Regions from separate parts of the Homo sapiens genome. Here regions 2, 3 and 4 are each linked to region 1. A link is a contact called in ENCODE Hi-C or POLR2A ChIA-PET data. All regions are on one chromosome and are shown on one strand. The core of a region is the stretch at or near the end of the contact, and the rest is flanking DNA. Distances in the headings are between cores, read along the strand shown. Region 1 holds the start of MED13 (mediator complex subunit 13). Region 2 holds the start of SMARCD2 (SWI/SNF related BAF chromatin remodeling complex subunit D2). Region 3 holds the start of MAP3K3 (mitogen-activated protein kinase kinase kinase 3). Region 4 holds the start of PPM1D (protein phosphatase, Mg2+/Mn2+ dependent 1D).

Region 1 (6,239 bases), core at 1,347-3,846:
CTCAACTTCAGCAGTGGCTGAAGTGACTCAAAAGTTACATCTGGCTTCTAAACTATTACACGACTTTGTTAGGAACTCTGTTTCCTGATTCCATTTTTTTAGATTAATGTAACATGCCTTCTTCGGGCCCTAACTACCTGTGAGAAATTAAGAAGAGAGGTGGTGGAAGGAGAAAGTCATTCACGCCTTAAAAACCCAGCTATAACAACATGGATAATTTAAGTAAAATAAAATAATCATGGTGAAATAAAACAATGAAGCTGAATTTTTATCTGGCCTCCTAAGTCTCCCACAAAAACAAACTTAATTTGTAATACATATGACATTCTGGGAGAAGTATACAATGTTGCTATATCATTAGTTAGAAATGGAAAGTTTCTTTCACCTGATAAGTCATGGTGAATAAGGTCAGCAAAACTGGGGTCTTCACCCCACCAAAATATCCACAATTCTCTTCTTCCAGGTCTTTGATCTCGCCGCCAAACACCAAGTACATCTGCCTTAAGGCAGCGACTAAAACTGCTCAAAATGGGGTCTTCTTCTGTCACAGGAAACAGAATAGGGGCAGAAGTTGGGCCTTGCCATACATATTTTTTCCACTTAATTCCTGTCAAGTCAGCCTGAAGGAAAGAAAGCATTAAGTTTTATTACTGCATATTCACTCAAAGTCAAAAGTACTCAATATGATGTCTCTTATTTCATTAAGACATTACAATTTTTCAATGTATGCTTGAGATATTGACTGCAAATTAGAACAAAAAAAGACTTTATAATTCAACAACCAAGAATTTTAGGGAGAAGAATACAGTTAAAAATTACCACCACCATGTCACTGAATAGCAAGCAAATATGTACTCCAAGTAGAAACAGAAGAAACTGAATGATGTTAAATATAGACACACACTTCAATATGCAAACAGAGTACATTTTTCTCTGTCCTAACTGGTCACATTTGTTCACTGGTGTCAAACTTTTAACTGAAAATCAATTATTAAAGACCCTATCATGGGTTTTTATTCCACATTTACAGAAGTAACGTCTCTAATGAAAAGACATCTGAACAAGTTCTGAAAAAATCTATGTTAATTCTTCACACACACCCCTGTCGGAAAAGTCAAATAGCTACTCACAAAGAACTGTCAGATTTGTGCTAGTCTATCTTCAAAGAACTGATCCTAAAAGTACCAAAAATAGACTGAGTTGGATAAGATAGAAATATAAAACCTGGTGTATGTCTTATTACATGTGAAGAGATGCTGATTAATGGACATTGAAAAGAAAAACATACTGTAGACGAGGATAGAGTATTAAAGATCTCAATTTAGCATGGGCGTTAAGAAATTCGACAAGAGGAATTCAGTAATTTAATCTAACTTAAAGGAGCAAAGCATAAGGTGCCAAAAATGAAACTGCTGATACATGACTGGCAGTTTACACTTGCCAACTAGTTGTGCTCCTCCCACTTAACTCACTTACCTATCATATACTCTTAATATTTCTCATAGCACAAAGGAGAAAATGAAAAAGTAAAGTCACCCAAACTTAAAGTCATTGATGAAGCTCAGCTACTGTCCCATACAGGACAAGTTATTTGCAACAGTTGGTACTTCTGAAAGCCTTAACTGTTGGATGTTACCAGACCTGGGCTAACCTACACAATGATCATCCCTACATCCCGCTTCTCTCGACTTTCCATTTCAATCAAACAAGGGAGCAGCCTGCTCAAAACATTCTGAAAAAGCAACCAAAACACAATAAATATAGAAACAGTGCAAAACCACAGCACCTCGTCCACTAGCCCCCTTCACTCTCACAAAAACATCATGTTCTAATAAAAGCAAGATGGCTAGAAATTGTCAAAAATGGCAAACTGTTTTCAAAGTTTAAAAAGAAAACATATGAAATGGCACCTACTGGCTTTTACAGAGAGATCTTAAGTCACCCAAGAAAGAAACTAACCTGGCGTTAGTTTGACTCATACAAAAAAAATGTAAAACCAAGACAGGTTTCTAGGGCTTAAGTTCTGGGGTCCTGTTTACATGGGGAAACCAAATTAAAAGGGTAAGACATAAAGGCGGTGGGGAGCAGGGGCAATAATGTAAAGTGTGAAGCAGGGATACAGGGCCAATAAGGAGAAAAGCAACAGTTAAGCAAGACAAGAGGGAAAGGTTACTGTCCTGCCAGATAAGGAGCTCAAGTTGAGGACGAGACTACGGTGAGAAGGAGAGTCCGAAACAAGACGAGAAAAAATGCCAACACTCCCCTAAACAGAGCCCGGGACCGTAGGAGAGCGAACGCCGCCTCCCGGGGCTGGCCGCGGAGCTTCGCAGGGCGCCGGCTCCGGCTGGGCCTCGCCCGGGAACTCGGGCATCTGGACCAGACCCGGCCCCCTCCCCCACGGCCCAAGGGCGCACCTCGCGGCCCCCCTCCCTCGGCGCCCGCCGGCCCCGGCACTCACCAGGCAGAAGAGGTTACAGTGACAATCTTCCAGGCTGGCCCCGTTCGGCACGAAGGAGGCACTCATCGTCCCTCACAGCAGCCGCCGCCGGCGCCACAACCCACCATCCGCCATTACCGCCGCCTCCGACCAGAGAGAGAAACACAGACACCGGGGAGGGCCGGGGGGGGGGTAGTGGTTGGGGGGGCGGTGGAAGAGGAGGCCGCCGGGCGCCCGCCCTCCCCACCCACCCCCCCGCCGCCGCCGCCGCCGCCGCCGCCGCGAGCAGCCCCCGCCGCCCGGCCGGCACCCAGCCGCCCGGGGCCGAGGGCCGGAGGCGGGAGGGCCGCGCCGCGCTCGCCTGGCGGGCCGGACTGCGGATCCCGCAGACGCTCGTCCCTCTCTGGGGGACGGAGGGGATGTGTGCCCCTACCACAAGAAAAATAATAAATTACACAATAAATAATCAAAATCAAGTCCGAGACGGCAGAGCCCAAGCCCAGGACGGTTCTCCCGGGCGGAGAGGCGCCCGCACAGGAGCGGGAAGGGCGAGAACCGGGAGAGAAGCCCAGGCCCCCGGCGCGGCAGCGGCGATGTCCTTAAGCCCAGAGTCTCCTCAGCGGCGGAGGTGGTGGCGGCGTCTGCGGGCTCAGACCATTCTCTGGCTCTGTCTTCGTGTCGTTCCTGGGCCAAGCCGGCCTAAAGTTTGCCCTCCTGTGGCCTCACCGGCTGGACGCCGTAGTCTCCCCCATTTTGTGGGCCCAGCGGGCGGTGTTTTTCCCCCTTTAATCCGAATTCACGGGTTTTCCCTTCGCTTTAATGGCGGCCACAGGGACCAGCTCGCCCTCTCTGCTCACCCATTGGCCGCCTTGAGGTCACGTGGGCCCGGGCTCGGTTGGGAGGGGGAGAGAGAAGTGAGCGAGGGAGGGCCGGGAAGCTTTCGGCGGAGGCGGTGAGCTCGGGGGACGGGGCAGCCAGCTGGTGGCCACTAACATAGCGCCATCTGCTGGGTGCCCCGGCCAGTATAAAACGACCCGGGGCCCTGGCCCTCTCTTTGCGGGGAAATTTACAGTCCAGGAAGGTTCATTTCACAAATCAGTGAGAATTACGTGGAAATCAGTTTGAGTTCTTTGGAAGAGAAAGTATTGGCAAAAATTCCAAGACATTCTCATTTATTTCGCGAGGCCGCTGGGGTGCAGGTGCAAACCTCTGGATTTGGGAGTCAGATGATCTGGATGGGGATAAGACTCCTCAACCTAAAAGTTGTGATATGAAGATATAAATTTAAGAAACAAAATATTGCCCTGTAGTTAATAGACTGGGAATTAGAGCCACACTGCCTGGGTTCCAAGCTTGAGCAAATCACTTCCTGCTCTGTGTCTTTACTCATCTGTAAAATGGGGAAAACATATCCCTTACCCCACAAGCTTATTGTAATGAGTTAATACAAATTAAGCAGGTAGCCCAGTGCCCCGCACAGATAAGCACTGTTAAGAGTTAACTATTATTGTTGTCATCATTACCTCATATAGTTATTGTGACGAGCAGGAGAACTAGTGTATGTAAAGGTCTCACTATTTTTTTGTTGTTTACTTCTGTCTCTCTAGTGCCTAAAAAAAGGTTCCTAGCACACAGTAGGTGCTTGATATTTGTATAGTTACAAATGAATGGGTGGTAAGAAGTAAGAACCAAACAAAAGGTTTATTCTCTTTCCCATAAAACACCCAGTGCTTGGATGGGTTACACTTCAATATGAGTTCAAAACAGTTTCTCTGACGGTTTTAGGATTGCAAGAAAGAAAGAAGAAGAAAAAGATGATTCAGAAGTTAGAAACATCAGTGAGTTAGGACTTACTGTAATTTTATGTATTACAGATACATAATTATGTATTATGTATTACAGATACATAATTGTATCTGTAAAATGAATGGTAGACTCTTCCATGTCACTTCTTCAGCCACGGAATGAAAAGAAGTCCTCATTTATCCACTTGTTCATCTGTGGTGGTGAAGAGCCCAGATCTGAAGCCCAAAGCCTGGAGAAAAAGTTCTGCCCCTCACTAGTTAGTCTTAGATCATATTTGACCTTAGATCAAATTAATTTTGCTTTCTCTCGGTTATTGTAAAATGGGGGTAATAAAAGTACTTTTCTTCTAAAATGACTGGTGAATGAAACAATGTAGATACAGTGCTTGCCACAGTGCTTACTTAATGTTAATTATTAATGTAATTTTAAAAATCATTGAGAACCTGCTGGCTCAATTGAGTGTGTTCCTGCTCTGTGCTAGGCCTAGGATACAAATAGGAATAAGATACCTGCCTGTCCCTCAAGATTCCTGAAGAGAGGCACTAAAGGAAACATTTCCTACAGAATAAGGTAAAATACAATGGGGGTAATTGCTTGAATAAAGTATGTACCTACTATGGCATAGTAAGTGCACTAGAAGAAGAGCATCAAACTTAGAGAAGTTGTCATAAAGTAGGTAGCATTTGAAATCAGATTTGAAGGATAAAATGAATTCTTATAAAGCCCTTTGAAGCAGTTAAATCTTATTAAACCTAATTCGAACCCAAAGTCCACATATCAAAGTCAATTATGCAACCAGGACTAATTCAATCCAGGAGCTCAAATCAACTAAGGTTGGCATCCTTTATAACCGAGTGCCAGCACCAGGAGACAGCAATCCCCAGATCCAATGAGGTAAGCGCTCCTCTGCCCATTTCCCGTTCCCTGAAAAACTCCTCAGATCTTTGTTCCGCTGCTTTCCTCAGGCTGAAATGCCCTCCTCACATCTAAAGGGGTCTCCATTCTCCTTAGAAGTCTTGCCCTCCCATTGCCCCCACCCCCTGACTTGAGCACCATCCTCAGGATTCCAATGGCAGGTAGAATATACCTGAAACCTACCAGTAGGAGGTAACATTTGATTGACCTTTCTGTTTGAATGTCAATCTTTTCAAAAAGAAGAGGGAGACAAGGAGACAGAAGCGAAGAAGGGAGGAAGACCCAGAAGAAAAAGTCTGATGGAGGATCGCAGAAGGGAGCAGGAGAGAGAGAGAAAGACAGGACTGAGAGAATGGAGAAGCAGATTAGAATGGGGGGGATCCCAGTTGTGAGGGGAATGGAATCATTGGGAGAAGGGAAAGAGAAGAAATAAATATTTTCAGCCCACAAAGAACGTATCAGTAACCACTTACATTCGGTAAAAATGACATTTTGTGTGATTTAAAGAGTAATGGAGGCCGGGTGCAGTGGCTCACGCCTGTAATCCCAGCACTTTGGGAGGCCGAGGCGGGCAGATCATGAGGCCAGGAGATCAAGACCATCCTGGCTAACACGGTGAAACCCTGTCTCTACTAAAAACACAAAAAGGCGGGCGCCTGTAGTCTCAGCTACTCGGGAGGCTGAGGCAGGAGAATGGCGTGAACCCGGGAGGCGGAGCTTGCAGTGAGCTGAGATCGCGCCACTGCACACCAGCCTGGGCGACAGAGTGAGACTCCGTTCTCAAAAAAAAGAAAAAGAGAGTAATGGAAATACGGACTTTGGGTATACCATCCTGGTGGGGGATGTTGATAATGAGGGAGGCTGTGTATGTGTGGGGGCAGGAGTTATATGGGATTTTTAAAAAGTAATGGAAATAACTAAAAACATTACACACATATTGTCGGCCAGGTGTGCTGTGTCACGCTTGTAATCCCAGCACTTTGGGAAGCCGAGGCAGGTGGATCACCTGAGGTCAGGAGTTCAAAACCAGCCTGGCCAACATGGTGAAACCCCATCTCTACTAAAAATACAAAAATTAGCC
Region 2 (6,239 bases), core at 2,354-4,853, 1.8 Mb after region 1:
AGAGATTAATCAGAGCTGTTGAAAGGCAAAAGACAGCCTCTTTCTCTGCCTTAAAGATTGTTCTTTCTCTGGCCTGAGATTATAGAAAAAAACTAAGTGTGGCTACAGCTGTAAGCCCAGGCCCAGACATCCCAGACTAGTTTTTCCTAGTGCCTGAGACAAAGACAGGGAAGAACTGAAGCAGTGGGTCCTGCAGAGGTGAGCGAGGGCCCTGTGGTCCCCAGGAAGCTCCCTGCTGCAGTGTTCACAAAACCTGCAGCACCACCCATCCCTCCTGGGCAGGTGCTCCGGTAACAGGAAGTCCCAAGACAAGGCCTCATAGGCAGGGTCTGGAATAGGCTCCACCCAGACATCTGCTCCAGGTTTCCTGGGCCCAGAGCCCCTGGCTCACTCAGGGCCCCAGGGGAAGGCTGCTTATAGTTCAAGTCCCAGCTGAGCCTTGCCAAGCTCCATAGGGCTTATAGGCGCTAGCAACTCCTCCCACTTCAAAAAACAAAACAAAACAAAACAAACAAAAAAAAACAACTCAGGAGTTAAAGAAAAAAAAAAAAGCAGTCCAGCACTCTGAGCCTCCCTAACTCCCTGCCTGCAGCAGGACCAGGTAGGCCTGGATCAATCCCCTGAACCCCAGATGAGGAATCCAGGGCTCCGGTGAGCGTGCTTTGCCCTGCCCCAAATGTGGCCCTGATGCTCCTGGAACCTGGGCCTGAGGGCCTCAGTTGGGGAACATACCACCCACTCTCCCATGAGTAAAAAGGATTTTGAGGCCGGGTGCAGTGGCTCACGCCTATAATCCCAGCACTTTGGGAGGCCGAGGCGGGTGGATCACAAGGTCAGGAGTTCGAGACCATCCTGGCCAAGATGGTGAAACCTCGTCTCTACTAAAAATACAAAAAAATTAGCCGGGCGTGGTGGTGGGCGCCTGTAATCCCAGCTACTCAGGAGGCTTGAGGCAGAGGATTGTTTGAACCTGGGAGGCGGAGGTTGCAGTGAGCTGAGATCATGTCACTGCACTCCAGCCTGGGCGACAGAGTGAGACTCCGTATCAGAAAAAAAAAAATTTTTTTTTTGAACTTTTTGAACTCTCTGGAGTGAACCCAGCAATCTGAGGTTTTTGTTATTTTGTTGCCCAGGCTGGAGTGCAGTGGCAGGATCATAGCTCAATGCAGCCTTGAACTCCTGGACTCAAGCAATCCTCCTGCCACAGCATCCTGAGTAGCTGGGACCATAAGCGCACACCACCATGCTTGGCTAAATTTTTTTTTTTTTTTTTAAGAGATGATGGTCTCACTATGTTGCTTAGGCTGGTCTTGAACTCCTGGTCTCAAGTAATCCTTCTGTCTGGGCCTCCCAAAGTGCTAGGATTACAGGTGTGAGCCCACCATATCCTGCCCTGGAGGTTTTTTTCTTTTCTTTTTCTTTTTTTAGGTTCCTCTGTTAACTGTGATCCACAGCTAGAACCACCCTCTGGAGGAAGGGAGGTCATCACTTCCCTTCTTTCAACTATTTGCTCAGCTTGGGCCTCAAATTCTCACTTTTCAAGTGCATCTCATGAGCCCTAACAGACAGGAACCCCTTTGTTTCCCAGATCTCAAGTCCCTTCTCCTGGCAGTCATACAACTGGACTTGGAAAGAAGGCAAATAGGATCCTCTTCAAACTCAGCCAAAGTTAGCTGGCTGGGTTCTCCTTCCCATCTACCTCTCCTGCCAGGAGGAGGAAAGCTAGTGGGATGGGAAACCCAGACTCAGGGCCATCTCCTACTTCCGCACAGCTAGCAGCCCAGGCCTAACCAGCCAGCCAGCTTGGCCTTGCCACAGGCCCAAGGCCACCCCCCACCAAAACATGTGGAATCCATCCTCTCAGGGGCTGTCCCAAGGGCACATTTCCTATGGCTTGCATGCCAAGGAAACTGGAGCGGCTTGTCTGTTCCAGGTCCTTCCAAGGCCAAAGGCCCACAGATGGTGCCCAGGCCAGGTCTCAGTGGGCAGGCCCAAGGGCTACAATGAATGATGCAGGGAGCCCTCAGCAACACCCTGGGCCCATGAATCCCCAACGGGGACAGCAAGGTGGGAGAGATGAGCCCCAGCTGGAATCCCTGGGACCAGGTCTGTCTCTGCCCATACCCAGACTCTCTTTTCTCTTGAGAAAGGAGGAAGAATGAGGAGTAAGAAGGAAAAAAAAATCCAGTCACTGTCCCTAGTTAAGCCATCTCCTTAGAAGTGAGGGCCCAGTGGGGCAGGTAGGCTGTGTATACTCCACGAGGATCCCTAAGGACCTCTGCCTGGAGACATGAGTCGAAAACAGAGGAAGCCCACAGCAAACCCGTAGATGAGCAAGAAGCCAGTGTCAAATGCTTGGGCACATGGCTTCGGACGTGGTGGAGTTAGAACCTGAAGGCCAAATAAAAATGCAGAGAGGGTGACAAGGCAGATGGGCACAGTTTCCAAGCCCTCTGGGGCAACCTGAACAGCAGACTAGAGCACTGGCAGGGTCAGGCTGAGGTCCTCACACACTGAGCAGAAGTCGCTGCTTTGCAAGGGCTTTTGAAGCTGCAATCTGAGCAGCTCTCAAAACCCCAAAGGGGTCAGGACAGCACTCTTTGAAGCAACTCTCGCAGACTCCTCCGGCCCCAGACCAGCAGGGCTCCACTCTGCACGTCCAGACTAATCAACTCCCGGACACGATGACAGGAGGCAGAAAGCCCAGAAGAGAGCCGGCCTGTGACTGGGCTGGGCCTCCCCTCAGGCCAGGCCACCACCGTCTCTGGTCTAAGCTGGAGTCCTCCCAGCGAAGGCGCCTGGCCCTGCCTCAGGAGTAAAGTCCGCCCGTGCACAAGCTGGAATCCCCTGGCCCTAGCCTCAGCGTCCCGTGCCCGTGGGAAGCCAGGCTCCTTCCTCCTTATTAGCAGCCGGGAGCCATCTCAGACACGCTAGAGCTCCGCCAGTTCCCAATCAGAAAAAACAGGGCAGACTTGGACTGGGACCAAGGCCGATGCAGGGTAACCCCGGTTTCTCAGCGAGGGCCCTTTCCCAAACTTTCTCATCACTTTCCAGCCCTCCTACCCTAGACTTCTCAACCCACCCGCCACAATTCACTGGCTCCCCAAACTCCTCCATCTCCCAGTCACTCGGAATCCCTGTGCCGCGGAAGCCCCCAGGCCTCCCAGCTGCTTCCAGCCCTCCGCTGCAGAACCTGCTTCCCCTTCCCACTTCTCCACCGCGACCCGCCGCAGCCCGAGGGTCCCGGCCCGCCCTCCACCGTCTCCCGGAGTTCCTCATGCATTCCCCAGGGCCCTCACTCGAGGCCCCTTCAGCCGCCGGCCCGGGCGCCCTCGCAGCGCCTCTCGCCCCCGTCCGCTCGCGTCCTCCTTGCTCACCTGGTACTGCGCCGCGGGGCCCGCGGGGCCCATGGGGCGGAAGGCGGCGGCCCCGGGGCCCCCCACGCCTCCTGCCGGACCCGGTCCCCGGAGCGCCGGTCCGGGCAGCATGCCGGGTCCCGCGGGGGGAGGCGGCGCTCCCAGGGCCGCAGCCACGGCGCCGCCGCCAGGGCTTAGCGGGGGCAGCGGGAACCCGCCCGCGCCTCGGCCCGACATCGCTCCGTCCCGTCCCGCGGTGCCGCGATCCGGACTCCGGGCTCCGCGTCGAGTCCACTCCGTGCTCTGTGCTCCGCGATCCGGGACTTGGCGATCTTAATTCCGGGTTCCGGGATTTGTCGATCCGGGCTCCGGGATTTCCTAATCCAAGTTCGCGAGTTCCTCACAGACCCGGTTCGGGACAGATTCCGCTCCTGCCCGGGAGATTCCGGATCCAGGATCTGCTGCGGGCCCGCCTTCCGTCCCCGGCCTCCGGAGGTTTGGCCGCCCGAGTCGAGTTACCCAGAGGCGGCTACGAACTCCCTGCCCCGCCCAACCCAGCCCAGCACTAGGCCCCGCCTCTACCTGGTGCCCAATGCTCGAGTGCCTCCTCGAATCCTGCCCCTCGCGAGACCCGCCCCCAGCGGGCACCGCCCCTAACTGCCGACCTCAGAGCCCCACCCCCCCACCTTTGGCCCAGCCTTTCGTCGGAGGGGCGGGAGCGGAAGCTGCGCGCGGAAGCGCCGAGTGAGGCGCGGGGTCAGAGGTCTAAGGTCACTTAGGGGCTTCACAGTGAATGAGCCGTTGCTACTACTCTCTCCCGGTATAGCACCCTCACCGAATTCCGCGGCCACACTCCCCGAAAATAGTTTTGTCAAGTCTCCTTTCTGCATCTTCGGCGTTAAAGACTCAACTCAGAGTCGGTAGCTGTGGCTCACGCCTGTAATCCCAGCGCTTTGGGAGGCTGAGGCGGGCGGATCCCCTGAGGTCAGAAGTTCGAGACCAGCCTGGCCAACATGGTGAAAACCCCGTCTCTACTAAAAATACAAAAATTAGCCGAGTGTGGTGACGGGCGCCTGTAATCCAAGCTACTCGGCAGGCTGAGGCAGGAGAATCGCTTGAACCTTGGAGGCAGAGGTTGCAATGAGCCGAGATCGCCCCACTGCACTCCAGCCTGGGCGGCAAGAGTGAAACTCATCAAAAAAAAAAAAAAAAAAAAAAAAGACTCAGCTGCTCTGTGGGGCAGAACAGCAGCCAACTCAACTTCCTGTAAAAGCTCATGCTGGTAGCTCGGAACTGCCAAGGGACCTAGGAGGCTCCAGACTTGACCCAGCTGGTGAACGGTCGACTTGGCCAAGGCTGAGTTCTACCGCACATTTTTAACGTGGCTCCGCCTCACTTTAAGGAAGCCTGGTACTTTACTCCCCAGAAAATGCTTCTAGTCAAAAGAAATTTGGCTTATGAGAAACCTCCCCGCAGTTTAAAAAAAGAGGTCTTTCTCCAGTATTTATAGCACTTAATTTTCAAAAATGCAGTATCTTTTCAGGTACACTGTGCTGTATCAAAGTATTCAAAAATGCGTCAGCTGTGCCAGGGAGCCTACCCTCTGATGGTCTGGATCTCCTCGCCGTGATATGGACCAGTGCTGCTTAAACTTTAATGAGCACATAAAAAACACTCGAGGCTCTTATTAAAAATGCAGATTGTGGCAGGGCCCAGGACTCTGCATTTGTAACAAGCTGCCAGCGATGCTGTTGCTTCTCAGACCACACTGTCAAGAAGCCGGGATCTAGACTTTTTTTTTTTTTTAGTTTTTTTACTATAATTGCTTTATTTTTCCAGCCCCAACCAAGTAATACTTCCTTCCTTGCATCATAGCACCCCAGATCTTTTTTACAGTATAGTTCTCCAGTGCTTTTTAGAAATTAGTTCTCCTCATGCCTCTAGTGATAAACACCGCTGCTGCTGTTTTCTTACCTCCTGAACTTAGAGATCCCACTCTATTGCCCCAAGAGTCGATAACCTGTCAGTCTGGGGACTGGCCACTGGAATTGTTAAAGTCACTGAATCATGGCCCCTCCCATCCCTGTAAAGTGGGTTAAGAGTTCATGATAAGGCAGCTAATATCCATTTCAATCCTTTTAAGCTTCTAGAACAACAGTAATTCTCAAAGTGATAGGGGCAGTGGAGAATCAGAGTCCTCTGGGAAGCTACTCCAAAATACCTCCGCCAGCCACCCCTCCAATCCAATGGCTCTCAGTATTGTATTTGAAAAATAAGCTTCCTAGGTAATTCTGATGCGACCCAGTGGGTCGCATCAGAAAACACAAGATTTTTTCTACCCTAGAAAAGGGGCAAGCTAATAAGTGCATTTAAAAGCAGATCAGCTGGGTGGAGTGGCTCACACCTGTAATCCCAGCACTTTGGGAGGCCAAGGTGAGTGGATCACTTGAAGTCAGGAGTTCGAGACCAGTCTGGCCAAGATGGTGAAACCATGTCTCTACTAAAAATATAAAAATTAGCTGGGCGTGGTGGTGCACACCTGTAATCCCAGCTACTCAGGAGGCTGAGGCACGAGAATTGCTTGAACCCAAGAGGCAGTGGTTGCAGTGAGCAGAGATCGTGCCACTGCACTCCAGCCTGGGTGACAGAGTAAGACACTGTCTCAATAATAATAAAGCAGATCAAACGGTTAAATATAACTCAGTTCCTGTCAATCCCTTGTTTAAAACCCTCCCCAGCTCCCCATTGCTCTTAGATTGAATGTCACACTCCCTCCTGTGACATTTAAGGCTCTGCAGGACCTGGTCCCTGCTTACCTCCTTGGGTTCATTTTAAATCACTGCCTTTGGCTCTCCAAGCATTGGCCCAGATGGTCTCCTTGCA
Region 3 (6,239 bases), core at 1,274-3,773, 1.6 Mb after region 1:
GCTAACTTAAGTGTTCGAGCACGCTTAAGATAGGCTTGGCTAAGCTATGATGTTCAGTAGGTCAGGTGTATTAAATGCATTTTCTACTTAACGATTGTTCATCTGATGGTTTATCTGGACATGGCCCCATGGTAAGTCGAGCAGCATCTGTGCTTTAGCAATTGGGAAAACAGAAAGGAGCATGGCAGCTCACACCTGTAATTCCAGCAATTTGGGAAGTTGAGGTGGGAGGATTGCTTGAGCCCAGGAGTTTGAGACCAGTTTGGGCAAAATGGTGGGACACCCCCAACTCTACAGAAAATTTTTTTTACAAAGGCTCTACTCTACCTGACAAAATCTTATTCCTTAGTATTTAATTTCTCTTCTTAGGGAGAATTTAAATTTAATTAAGTAATTTAAATTAAAATTTTTTCCTGGCAGGGGTGGATAATGAAAAAAAGGTTGAGAAACACTGGCCTAGTGCAAGAACATGGCCTTTGGGAGTCACACAGGCTTGGTATGAATCCTGGCTCCACTACTTGGACACAGTGCTTAACCTCTCTAAGCTTCACTTTCATCATTTAAATGCCCACAGTATTAGCATAATAACCTTAGAGTTATTGGAAAAATTAAATGCAATGACGTGCCTGTTATATTGATAAATACTAATTTTCTTTCCCCTTTATCCCCGCTTTCAAGAATAGAGATTATTATAGTTAAGGAACTCCAGTAAACTGGGTAGAGACCAAATCAAGTGGGAATATGGCAGGCTTAAGCTTGTTGGAAGAAAAAGAAAACAGGACAAGGGGGCTGATTAAATATACGGAGATGAGTGTAAAGAAATAAGGGAGGCTGCTTGCAGTGGCTCACGCCTGTAATCCCAGCACTTTGGGAGGCCGAGGCTGGCGGATCACCTGAGGTCTGGAGTTCGAGACCAGCCTGGACAACATGGCGAAACCCCGTCTCTACTAAAAATTCAAAAATTAGCCGGGCGTGGTGGCGCACGCCTGTTAATCCCAGCTACTTGAGAGGCTGAAGCAGGAGAATTGCTTGAACACGGGAGACGGAGGTTGCAGTGAGCCGAGATCGCGCCACTGCACTCCAGCCTGGACGACAGTGTGAGACTCCATCTCGAAAAATAAAAAAGAAAAAGAAAAGAAATAGGGGAGAGCCCAAGGTAATTCTTAAGGGATTTGACACTCAAGGCAAAGCCACCACTAAATGTTCTTAGTGGACAGTGGACAATGACATCTGAGGAAGATTATTCTGGAGCCTGACATATTACACTGGAACAGAGGCCGGAGAAAGGAGCCCACATTAATTGTGGTGGACTTGGAATCTGAAGATCTGAGTGTATAAAATGTTGAACAATGAAAAGGTTGGGGAAATTAATTATGGTGCCTTTAATTTTGAAACATCATGCAATCAGTACAATTGTTTTGGAAGGATATTTGGTGGCACGGGAAAACAGAATAAAATGTAAGCATACTACAAAACAATACAAAGCCATTTTTGTCAAACGCCTATCTAGGTAGGAAATAGATTATCTCTGGGGTGGGATCTTTTCTTTTTCATAGTTTTCTGCATTTTTCAATTTTCCTACAAAAAGCTCGTGTTGCTTTTATAAGAAAAAAGTTATTTTCTGAAAGAACCTCTGGCGGAACTCAGATTTCCAGGGACCCACATGCCAGCACTATCCCAGCCTCGGGTGTCTGAGGTACCTAGACCAGAGGGTGTGGCCCTGGAGGTGTGAGACAGGGAAAGCTGGGCTGGGCCGGCCGCCCCTGCCCGGGGCAAGAGCAGCGTCGGGACCGGAGGACCAGTCGGGGGATGGGGCCGCAGAGGTGGCCGCGCGCCGGGAAGTGCTCAGGCCAGACCCTCCCCACTCGTTACACGCCCTGTGCTGGGCACGGGGAGGAGCAGGACGCCACCCTCTGGAACCACCCAGATCGCTGGGGCCTCCGAGAACCCGGAGGGCGGAAGGCCTGAGGGCCCCCTGCAGCCGCCTACTCCTCACCCCAGCCCTAAAGTAGCCGGCGGGGAACTGCGCCAGCCCGCGCGCCCGCCGAGCCTTCGGTGACTGACGGGAGGTGGGAATGTGGGCGGAGCCTCACGCCGGAGCTGTGATTGGAACAACCAACACCTCCCAATCTCTCCCAAGAGAGGGAGACAGCACCAGAGAGGGATGCGCAGAGGCGGGGGCTTAGAGGCCTCTACGTGATTGGCTAACAGCGCAGGGAGCCGGGCGCTGTCCCGATGATTGGCAGGCGCTAGACAGCCCTCGGAAACCGCCTTGGCTTCGCCCATTGGCATCCTGTGAGAGTAGGCGGGATTGGTTCATCGTGTGGTGCTGATGATTAGCTGGCCGCTGAGAGTTAGGGTGTTGGGAGAGAGTTGGAGGGGGACGGCGGGGGCTGCCGACTTCCTTCTTGTTATTGGCTGGTGAGGTGGGTGGGGGTGGTGCGACGGCCCAGCGGCTGCCTGGGATTGGTGGGGGCCGGCGTGAGTGACAGACAGGGGGGCGAGCTGCGCGACCAGCGGTTTGTTTTTCGGAGCGTTCCTGAGGTGGAGAACGGTGGCCGGACGGAGAGACTGCGGGTCTGAGGGACTGGCGGGCGGGCGGGCCGAGCGGCGCCGCCGAGGCCGGGCTGGGCCGAGCCCAGGAGCGCCCGGGATGTAGCGGGCCACCCTGCCGATGCCACAGCGCCCGGCCGCGGGCGGAGCCGGAGCCGGAGCCTGGGGAGGCGGCGGGGGCCCAGAGCGCAGCCCGCGCCCCCCGCGCGGAGCCAGGCCCGCTGCCGTCCCCGCCGCCCGGGCCCCCGGCATGCAGCCCCGGCTGCGGAGGTGACACTCACGGACCTTAGCCACCGCCGCCGCCATCGCCACCATGGGTAAGTGTCGCCACCGCCCCGGCCTGTGCCCGCGCTGCTTCGCGACGCCCCGCCCCAGGCTGAGGGAGGAGGACCCTGGGCCACCGCCTGACAGGCATGGACAGCCCGCCCGGCCCGGGGCTGCGGACCGCCGGCCGGCCGGCCGCCCGCCCCGCTCGCGCGCCGCGGCCCGGGCGGGGGTTCTGGCTCCGCGGGGCGGCCCGGCCGGCAGAGCCCGCTCGGCAGCCCTCCTTCTGGGCGGCGCGGCGGGCGCATCCCGGGGAAGCGGCGGCGGGACCGAGGGCCCGTGCTCCGCGGGGCAGCCTGGTCCGAACGAGCCGGACCGCGAGCCCGAGGGCGGGGGAGCAAGAGCGCAGTGTGGGGCCCGGGCTGGAGGCTGCCGCAGGCCCAGCTGCTGTTGTGTCTTTTCCTTGATTTGCTTTTTTTTCCTGCCTGTGTCATTTCCTTCCCTTTGCTCACACAGGCCGGCCTGTGAGAGTTCCCGGGGCTTGCTCTCCAGCCCTGTGCGCGCCCCAGCGCAGGGGGGAGGGCGTGCGGGGCTCGGCTAGGAGGCGATTAAACTGGAGCTGTGATCAAGCGCGCGGTTGACAAATGCGTGCTGCACGCAGATTGCTGGGGGTCAGGAGTTGGTCGGATGCTGCCAGTTAGAATTCACATCCTACTTTTTGAAAAATCCCGTTGCAGGGGTTTAATCCATTATTTTTTTCTTGCGGTATCCCTGAAATTATGTAACTTTTGAAAGAAACATTTGCTACACAAAAGAATTTCTCTGAAATCACTTCCTTTTTGTCAGTATTTACAATTTCTACTGTGAAGATGTAATCTAAGGAAAGCTTTTAATGTCTTCCGCACGTAGCATTTGAGTTGAATTATATTCCATATCCTTTTTGGTAGTTTAGCAAATGACTACTGGACTAGACTAAGAAATAACATTTTAAACGTTCTTTACTTCTCCTGCCCAGACAGGTGTTGTGATACTGTTGTCACAAGTTTTGCAAAATATTTGGTATTGCCCTAAATAATAATAAAAGGGTAAACTTCAGTGAGAGGATCGTTTGCAAAACGTTCCGTTGCTTCTGTGAAGTGCCCCATGTGAAGAGGGAGCCTTAATGTTTGCCTTGCCCTATAGCAAGGTCAAGTCCTTTTTGTAGGAGGTTAACTGTACGCTATGTCAAATTCGCCAGATATTGTTTTGTGACCCATCTCTACACCCTGGCTTTGAATGAATTGCCTTGTTCTAGTTCATGCTGTCCCTCATACAGTATGAGAAGGGTTTGTTCATTTGCTGGGCTTACTGTTTCCTTCTCATGCTTTCCTTCAGAAGTGCGTGCTCTTCTGAGGGAAGGTCTGCTGTGAGAGTGGACATAAAAGGAACCCAGTAAGGCCTGGTATTTAAATATATAATTGAAGAAATGTTTATTGAATTTTTTTATAGATGAGACACAGAATTCTTGTCTACCCCAGGATTCAAACATTTATCTTGTATTATAGATTTTGAATAAATCTTCGAATTGATTTATGAGCCTGTATTGTGATAGTCTTTCTTACAAGTCTTTTTTCTTGTCCTGTGGGGGCAGCTGTTAGTCCCAAAGGAGAGTGTGAAATACTTAAGGGTATGTAGACCATCCACTTCCTACTTTGTTGACTGCTACACCAGTTAGAGTGCCCACATGTGTTGACTACATCTCATTATCTAACATGAAAATAGATATGAACCTGTTTTCACATTTCAAGACATTTTCAAAAAGTTTATAAGTGTGTGAGTATATGGAGACCAATGATGGGGAGGAAGGAAACTATATAGGCTGGGTCTAGAGCCCCAAAGAAAAAAGGGCCAGGACCTCAGGATCTTCTCATTTGTCCCCACATCAGTTGTCCTCCTGTCAGTTTTACGTGAAGACACATGTAAAAGGAACATGCAAGAGGAATTAACTTCCCTGGTGGCTGCAGTATATTAGGCAAGCTAGTTTAAGAACCACTGCCCTAGCTTTCTTCACTTTCCCCCATACAATTCTCTCCATCTTTTTTGTGAGGGGAAAGTAGATGACCTTGATACACTGTTAGAGCTAATATTGAATTCTTCTTGACACCTGGCTGTTCAATTTGCTTTGTATAGAGCTCATTGAGGATATGTATACACAGATACATTCACACACAGTCTCTCTCTTAAATACTAGTTTCCATTTTGGTGATGAAAATTTGAATTTCCAGTTTAGTTAGTTTGCTTTTAGTTGCTGTAGTTCTAAATAAACTCAAAGGATTGATAAGAGAGAAACATAGACTTCTTAGTATTTTAGTTATACTTGTTAAACTCCAGCCTCATGAAGAAAGGACTAAAACTTGAGTCTCTGCCCTGCAGGTTCTTTGGTTAAGTAACAGTCACATTTTCCTGAGCTGTTCTAAGCCCAAGACTGAAGCCTGTTTGACAACTTGGGTTAATAAAAACATGTCAGATTTTATATTGTCTGTTAGCCCCAATGAATTTCTAGTGGAAATTATTTATCTCTGTAAATAATAGGAAATTTTTTTTTTTGCTTTGATACTATGTGGCTATAAAAAATTGGGATTGACTGGTTGTTTTTTCTTGGTCACTCCAGAATTCATTTCCAGATTTAGTAATCATAGTGGCAAATGCTGTTCATAATACCTGAGATTGTTTATGTGGTCTTTTTATAAACGCAGTCTGAAACTTTATATATCACTGAAAAATATGTAACAACTTGGAAATGCTACAGGAAACTATAGTGAATGGAGTACAGGATTACAGATGATCTGGTTCTGGTTTGAAGTCAGAATTATTGTGACTTACAGACACCTTGTCTAGGGTTCCAAGGCTGTTAGGAGCTCCCTGTTAGAATAGTCTCAATTCAGTTTGGCTAGAATCTGACCACCTATGTAGACTCTGAATAGTTAGCAGCTGTTTTGATTGAAATTTGAATCACAGTTTAATAAATCAACATGGCTATGTCATTACTAGATTTCTGATATTTTTAAAAATGACAGTTGGATTTTAAAACTGAATTTTAGGTTGGGCATGGTGGCTTACACCTATAATCCCAGCACTTTGGGAAGCTGAGACTGGTAGATCGCTTGAGCCCAGGAGTTCGAGAGCAGCCTGGGCAACATGGTGAAACCCTGTCTCTACTAAAAACACACAAACTTAGCTGGGCGTAGTGGCATGCCCCTATAGTCCCAGTTACCCAGGAGACCGAGGTGGGAAGATCATCTGAGCCTGGGAGGTTGAGGCTGCAGTGAACCATGATCGTGTCACTGCACTCCAGCCCAGGCAACAAGAGTGAGAGACCCTGTCTCTAAAACAAAAAACAAACAAAAAATAGCTGAATTTTAGGCATCTGTAAAAAGTAAGTA
Region 4 (6,239 bases), core at 2,028-4,527, 1.5 Mb before region 1:
TTGGGTGGCTACGTTAGATTGGGTGGTTAAGAAAGTCCCTTAATATTTCAACTGAGATCTGAGTAGCAAGAAGAATCCAGCTTTGTAAAGCTGCTGGGAGTGGGGATGGCATTTCAAGGAGAGGGAACCGCTAATGAAAAAAAAAAATCACTAAGTCTCCTAATAGTTTGATATTTTCTGTTCAAGGAACAGAAAAAAGGCCAGTGAAGCTAGCGGTGAGTGGTGAAGGGGAAAGTGTTATGAAAAGATGTTAGACAAACATTTAGGGGCCAAACAGATGATTCAGGCCTTCATAAGGAGTTTGCATATTATTTTATTTTTTTGAGACAAAGTCTCTGTTGCCCAGGCTTCAAGGTAGTGGTGTGATCTGAGCTCACTGCAGCCTCTGCCTCCCAGGTTCAGGTGATTCTCCTGCCTCAGCCTCTCCCCCTAGTAGCTGGAACTACAAGTGCACGCCACCATGACTGGCTAATTTTTGTATTTTTAGAAGTGACAGTGTTTTGCCATGTTGGCCAGGCTGGTCTCCACTCCTGGCCTTAAGTGATCTGCCCGCGTTGGCCTCCCAAAGTGCTGGAATAACAGGTGTGAGCCACTGTGCCTGGCCTACATTATATTAAATGTGATGGAAGCCATGTATTGAGTAAAAGAATGACTTGATCTGATTCATGGTTTTTGAAAGATCGCTATAGTACCTAGCGGAAAAAGGATAGCAGAGGGCCAAGAGTGAAAGAAAGATTTGTGAGGAGGCGAGTGTAGTGGTCCAGGTAAGAGGTAATAGTGGCCAGATATGGTGGCTCACACCTGTAGTCCCAGCTACTAGGGAGGCCGAGGCACGAGAATTCCTTGATCCCAGGAGGCAGAGGTTGCTAGTGAGCCGAGATCACGTCACTGCACTCCAGCCTGGGTGATGGAGGGAGACTCTGTCTCAAAAAAAAGAAAAAAAACAGAACATATTTATACACAAATGGAAATGACCCAGAAGAGGAGAAATTAGTCTGGGTGTGGTGACATGTGCCTTAATCTCAGCTACTTGGGGGCTAAAGTTGGAGGATCACTTGAGGTCAGGAGTTTGAGGCTGCAGTGAGCTATAATTGCGCCTGTGAATAATCACTGCACCCCAGCCTGGGCATCATAGACCCCGTCTTTAACATTTAGAAAGACAGAGAGAAAGGAGAGATTGATGAGGCAGGAGCAAGGAGGATAATTGTTGGAGCAGTAAAACTCTTGAAAAGGAGACAGTATGGAAGATATGGATAGTATCTTGAAAAATAAAGTGGATGAGAAGTGACACGAATAGTGGAAGAAACAAAGACGGTGGGCTATGAAAAATGATGGGGAGATACCAGGGATCAGTAGCTGACAGCATCTCAGAGTAGCAGCAGTCTGCATAAATTTTAAAAGCACTTGAGTTTCTGAGGGAGGAAGGAAGAGAAGTGGTTTGGAGGTAATATGAGGAATAGGCCACAGATAAGAATACCTATGAGAGGAAAAATAACCTCCTGTACTTGAAAAGTTGCAAGGGAGGTAGTTTTGCTAAGTGATAAACCGGGTTTCAGTTGGAATGGGAAGTTGATGGGAACATTTACAGAAGAGGCTAAGAATAAAGGGGAAGTGGTTGATGGCAGATGTTGAAATCAAAAGTGTGAAGTGAAATGGTTAGGATATTTGGTGAAGAGTGGGATATGGAATCAGAGTAATTGAAGCAGAGAGTAGCATGGAGATACTAGAGCAATAAACGGATGACGCAGATCCTACTGGTTGTGATTGAGGTGGAAAGGATTATAAAGCATGATGGAATTATCTTTTGGTAATCTCTTGGGTCAAACGTGGTGAACGGTAAGATGAATAATATAGAGCTACACAAACCGTTCTTGTGATATGGAGGCTGCTCCCTAATTACAATGCTAATATTTCATTTAGGATTTTTGTATTCATCGTTACAAAACAGGGTCTGTAGGTTTCCTTTTAGTGTTCATAATGCTTAGGTTTTACTAACAGGGTTATGATTACCTCTCCAAACAAGCTGGGATTTTTTTTTTCAAGCGTTTCCATGCCCTGGAACCATCTGGTCTAGTGCTTTTTGGGGTAATGAATATCTTCAATTGTATTTATTTTTACTTAGTTGATCTATTCAGATTTTCTACATTTTCTTGAGCTGATTTTGCTTATTTATATTTTTATTGATATAAAGATTTTTTCTATTTTTATTTCTTGTGCCAACTGTATGTACATTCCCCCCATTCCCGTTTCCATACTGTTTTTAGGCCATTTGAAAATCTCAAAGGTTTTACAGGAAAGTACAGATTGATGAAGAAATGGCCAAAAACGGGAAAAGTGAACTTTAAAGTGATTCAACTACAAAACGTATGCTACTGAGCAAATACTAGTGTATTCCTCGCTCTGCGGCTTAACTCCATGAAAATCCGTGCAAAGGTTTTAGCGTTGGGATTGTGACCGACTCGGTGAAGAGAGGGGACGATCACCAAACCGTTAGAGCACTGGGGCTCTTGGCAGTGTTTGTCAGTTATTTTCAAGTGATAACTTGAAGTGATACCGCAGGAATAAAATGCTGTATCCAGAGCTGGTCGGAACGAGCACTACCTTTAACAAAAGCTGAAAAGATCTGCCTAGGAATTCGTTAGAATACAGCCCTCTTACGTCTCTGACATACCTAGTTATGTGAACCGAGACTGTGCAGCTGACGGTGGAAATTTCCTAAGTGCTTTTTAAACAACAGAACTGGACTCCCTCCCTCCTCCATTCCCAGTCGAATACGTCCCACCCAGATCCAGCTCAAGGGTGCAGCACTTGTTCCGGCCAGCTCACAATCGCCCTTTGGAAGGGAGGTTTCCCGCCATTTCGCTTAGGAGGAGGGTGAACTCTTCTCCCTTCATTCTCCACTCGCTGGGGGCCCGAGCCCACACCACCTTCCTAGCAAAGCAAGCAGCGGGACGCCAAGGCCAGCAGGCCGCATTAAGAACGCTGGACTGAGCCAAAAGCCTACACAGACCAAGCCGCTCGGGAAAGGATCAACAACTGCCGACAACCCGGAGGGCGAAAACGCCCGCGGCGTAGGGGAAGCAAACTAGGAGATGCGCGGGCCCAGCGCCAGCGGCGGGAGGAGGCAGCGCGGCCGTCGCAGGCGGGAGCGAAGGCGGGGACGGAGGGCGGGCTCGCTCCACTCGACTCCGGATTGGTCGAGCTTAGAGAGCCGAGTGACGTCAGCGGGGGAGAACGCCTGATTTGTGTGGTGGGCGCGGGCGGTGGGGGGAAGCGCAGTGCGCAGGCGCAACTGCCTGGCTCTGCTCGCTCCGGCGCTCCGGCCCAGCTCTCGCGGACAAGTCCAGACATCGCGCGCCCCCCCTTCTCCGGGTCCGCCCCCTCCCCCTTCTCGGCGTCGTCGAAGATAAACAATAGTTGGCCGGCGAGCGCCTAGTGTGTCTCCCGCCGCCGGATTCGGCGGGCTGCGTGGGACCGGCGGGATCCCGGCCAGCCGGCCATGGCGGGGCTGTACTCGCTGGGAGTGAGCGTCTTCTCCGACCAGGGCGGGAGGAAGTACATGGAGGACGTTACTCAAATCGTTGTGGAGCCCGAACCGACGGCTGAAGAAAAGCCCTCGCCGCGGCGGTCGCTGTCTCAGCCGTTGCCTCCGCGGCCGTCGCCGGCCGCCCTTCCCGGCGGCGAAGTCTCGGGGAAAGGCCCAGCGGTGGCAGCCCGAGAGGCTCGCGACCCTCTCCCGGACGCCGGGGCCTCGCCGGCACCTAGCCGCTGCTGCCGCCGCCGTTCCTCCGTGGCCTTTTTCGCCGTGTGCGACGGGCACGGCGGGCGGGAGGCGGCACAGTTTGCCCGGGAGCACTTGTGGGGTTTCATCAAGAAGCAGAAGGGTTTCACCTCGTCCGAGCCGGCTAAGGTTTGCGCTGCCATCCGCAAAGGCTTTCTCGCTTGTCACCTTGCCATGTGGAAGAAACTGGGTAAGTTCCCTGGCTTGTTTGGCGCCCGCCCCTTTTTCAGGCAGTTCAGGGCTTTTATGGCACCAGCCCCGCGTGGGCCCCCGGCACCCAGAGCGCAACCAAAGTATACACTGATGGAAGTGACTAAAAGCTGTAATAGCGCTTTGCTGGGTGGAGGTCCGGGCAAACCAAGCGGCCTTGGGGAAGATAGGATTGCCGTCTCCCTGCAGCCTATTCTTGCTTTATTTCCATCCTCCAAGGATCAATGGGAAGCAGTCCACTCCCTTCCCTGCTTCACTTTGGTGGCAACCAGAGGAAACGTGTTTGAAACCTGGCGCCAGATTTTGGCCAAAAGATAAATCGATGTTGCACCTGGGCCAGGCGAAGGAAAAACTGTAGTGTTTCCTTAGAGAATCTGTCATAATTCTGCTCCTGAAAGTCTTATCCCTCTCGGTTGCCTCCTACCGGTGGTGTCAGTTCTCCAGATTGACCCGGGATTGCTGGGGTTGGTTGCTGGAGTAAAGCGTAAGCTAATTTAGAAGGGCTGAAACGTAACCATCCGGCAACTTAAAGTTTTGGAAGGAATTCCGTTGTAATGATGGTGAGATGTTTTTAGGATCATAAACCTGTACTGCTTATGAAAACTAAAAACGCGGAACGTGTTGTTACCTCTTAAAAACTGGCCCCGTGTTAAGGGTGTGCGTTAGATTCTGCTTGGGTTTTCTTTTTGGAAATTGCCTTAGCTGATTGCTTTCAGATAGTTCCCAACCGGTTGTTCCTAGTTTAAAAAGTACTTATAAATTGTAACTGCCCATCAAAATAAGAAAAGGCAAGGAATTACTGTATGCTAGAAGGAAATAAAGGTCTTAAATGTCTAAAAATTTCGGTGTAGTTGTAGTTTCATCTAAGTTTTTTTAAATGTTTGTAAAGCAGGCAGGATTTCTGTGCCCAACATTTACAGAATCATCTTACAGCATTATAATTGCTTATCTATTGCAGTGAATAAATGGCATGCATCTTTGTTAGAGCAAAGAAGACAATACTTCCAGTGGTGGGAAAAAACCTTGTTTATGGCAGCATAATAACGTTGCTTTATTTTCAGCAGAGGGATAGAGACATAGAGAAAAGAGTTAGATTTAGCAAATACAGAACATTTTTAGAAAGGTATTGTCATAGAGTTGTAGATTAGCCGGTTTCAAAGTCTGTTTTCCATTTGCTTGGCTTTCTGCCAAGAGTTAGTTGATTGACTCAAAAACCAGCCACTAGGCTTGTTGGAGGCGTTTCCCATCCATCCCAGGGGCCCCTCTTTATGGATTTATTTTGTTTTTGTGTAGGCACCGTAGAGCTGAAAGCACTGTAGTGTATTGTAGAAATATGTGATATCATTGACTGCAGGGCAACGAGAAGTCGACAGCAGCACAAGAGAGGAAGACTAGGCACAGAACTATTTAGAGTGCTGTTTATTTTGCAGTATACTTGGAGTAACATGAATTTGCCATATGTTTGAACTTTAAGGATAAAAAATCTTTAAGGTATAAACTCCGTTACATTAGTATTAAATTTTTTTTTTTTTAAGAGACGGGCAGGGGCGGGGGACGGGTGTGGGCCGCCTTACTTTGTTGCCCAGGCTGGGCAACAAGCGATCCTGGGCTCAAGCGATCCTTCCTCCTCGGCCTCCGAAAGTGCTGGAATTACAGGCGTGAGCTACCCTGCCGGACCTTCAGGAACATTTTTTAATAAAGCAGGGGCCATGCTGTTAAATGTAAATATGTATGGTTTAGTTTTACATACACAGACTTTTCGAATTAAGCTGTCACTCTTATGATGCATAAAGTTTAGAGCCTTATACTCCAGAAAAATGTTAAAGTTTGTTTTGTACCACAGCTAGACCTCAGACTTCGTCCTCAAAGCTTGAAAAAAAAAAAAAAAAAAAAAGTATGCTAATTATTTTGGGAGTCTTGACAAAGGAAACGAAGGTTTAAATTTTTTTTTCAATCACAAATTCTTGGATGGCTCCACATTTTCTGTAAAGTAAACTGTAGTTTGCAATCTGCAGGCCAACCCCTTTCCTGTACATATTCAGCCTCTCCAGTAAATTATATTTGTTACACGAATTTCCATTACATTAGTCTCTACTCACCTTTTTTCAGGACACATGGAAATACTCCATTTCCATTTTCTTGGATTCTGCCTCTCTCACCCTGCCCCCCCAACAAGGAAAACTCAAACAAAAATATATCCATCATGTAGATTCCCAGTCAGTATGTTTTCTTCTGTGAAGACTACTTT

What was found. Hi-C counts contacts between places; a loop is a spot of excess contacts on that map. ChIA-PET counts read pairs that join two places held with the same protein, here RNA polymerase II (POLR2A). Pooled maps may share reads with other maps.
Region 2: a map of gastrocnemius medialis shows a loop between it and region 1 (5-fold over the local background). The contact joins the promoter of SMARCD2 here to the promoter of MED13 in region 1. A Hi-C loop is called at or near these places in 1 of 168 maps with a recorded cell type or tissue (gastrocnemius medialis), 1 of 37 single-sample maps with no recorded cell type and 7 of 50 pooled maps.
Region 3: a map with no recorded cell type shows a loop between it and region 1 (7-fold over the local background). The contact joins the promoter of MAP3K3 here to the promoter of MED13 in region 1. A Hi-C loop is called at or near these places in 1 of 37 single-sample maps with no recorded cell type and 8 of 50 pooled maps.
Region 4: a loop to region 1 is called in a map of CD4-positive, alpha-beta memory T cell, with 9 times the contacts of the local background. The contact joins the promoter of PPM1D here to the promoter of MED13 in region 1. A Hi-C loop is called at or near these places in 1 of 168 maps with a recorded cell type or tissue (CD4-positive, alpha-beta memory T cell) and 12 of 50 pooled maps. POLR2A ChIA-PET finds 5 or more read pairs at or near these places in 2 of 52 experiments (A549 and Caco-2).

What each region holds. Positions count from the first base shown.
Region 1 is chr17:62,062,682-62,068,920 of GRCh38, forward strand. MED13 (mediator complex subunit 13) reads right to left here and starts at 2,597. Exons shown (of 30, transcript NM_005121.3): 1 at 2,459-2,597; 2 at 386-620. The coding sequence starts at 2,524. RefSeq lists enhancers at 1,988-2,087, 2,998-3,257 and silencers at 2,238-2,517, 3,308-3,387.
Region 2 is chr17:63,839,082-63,845,320 of GRCh38, forward strand. SMARCD2 (SWI/SNF related BAF chromatin remodeling complex subunit D2) reads right to left here and starts at 3,604. Exons shown (of 13, transcript NM_001098426.2): 1 at 3,378-3,604. The coding sequence starts at 3,593. RefSeq lists enhancers at 208-502, 2,527-2,606, silencers at 208-502, 3,327-3,556, 3,927-4,096 and a cis regulatory region at 5,206-5,595.
Region 3 is chr17:63,619,894-63,626,132 of GRCh38, forward strand. MAP3K3 (mitogen-activated protein kinase kinase kinase 3) reads left to right here and starts at 2,524. Exons shown (of 16, transcript NM_002401.5): 1 at 2,524-2,870. The coding sequence starts at 2,867. RefSeq lists silencers at 1,765-1,834, 2,445-2,834, 2,925-2,984, 3,225-3,274.
Region 4 is chr17:60,596,916-60,603,154 of GRCh38, forward strand. PPM1D (protein phosphatase, Mg2+/Mn2+ dependent 1D) reads left to right here and starts at 3,278. Exons shown (of 6, transcript NM_003620.4): 1 at 3,278-3,971. The coding sequence starts at 3,500. RefSeq lists enhancers at 2,211-3,199, 3,200-4,187, 3,348-3,397.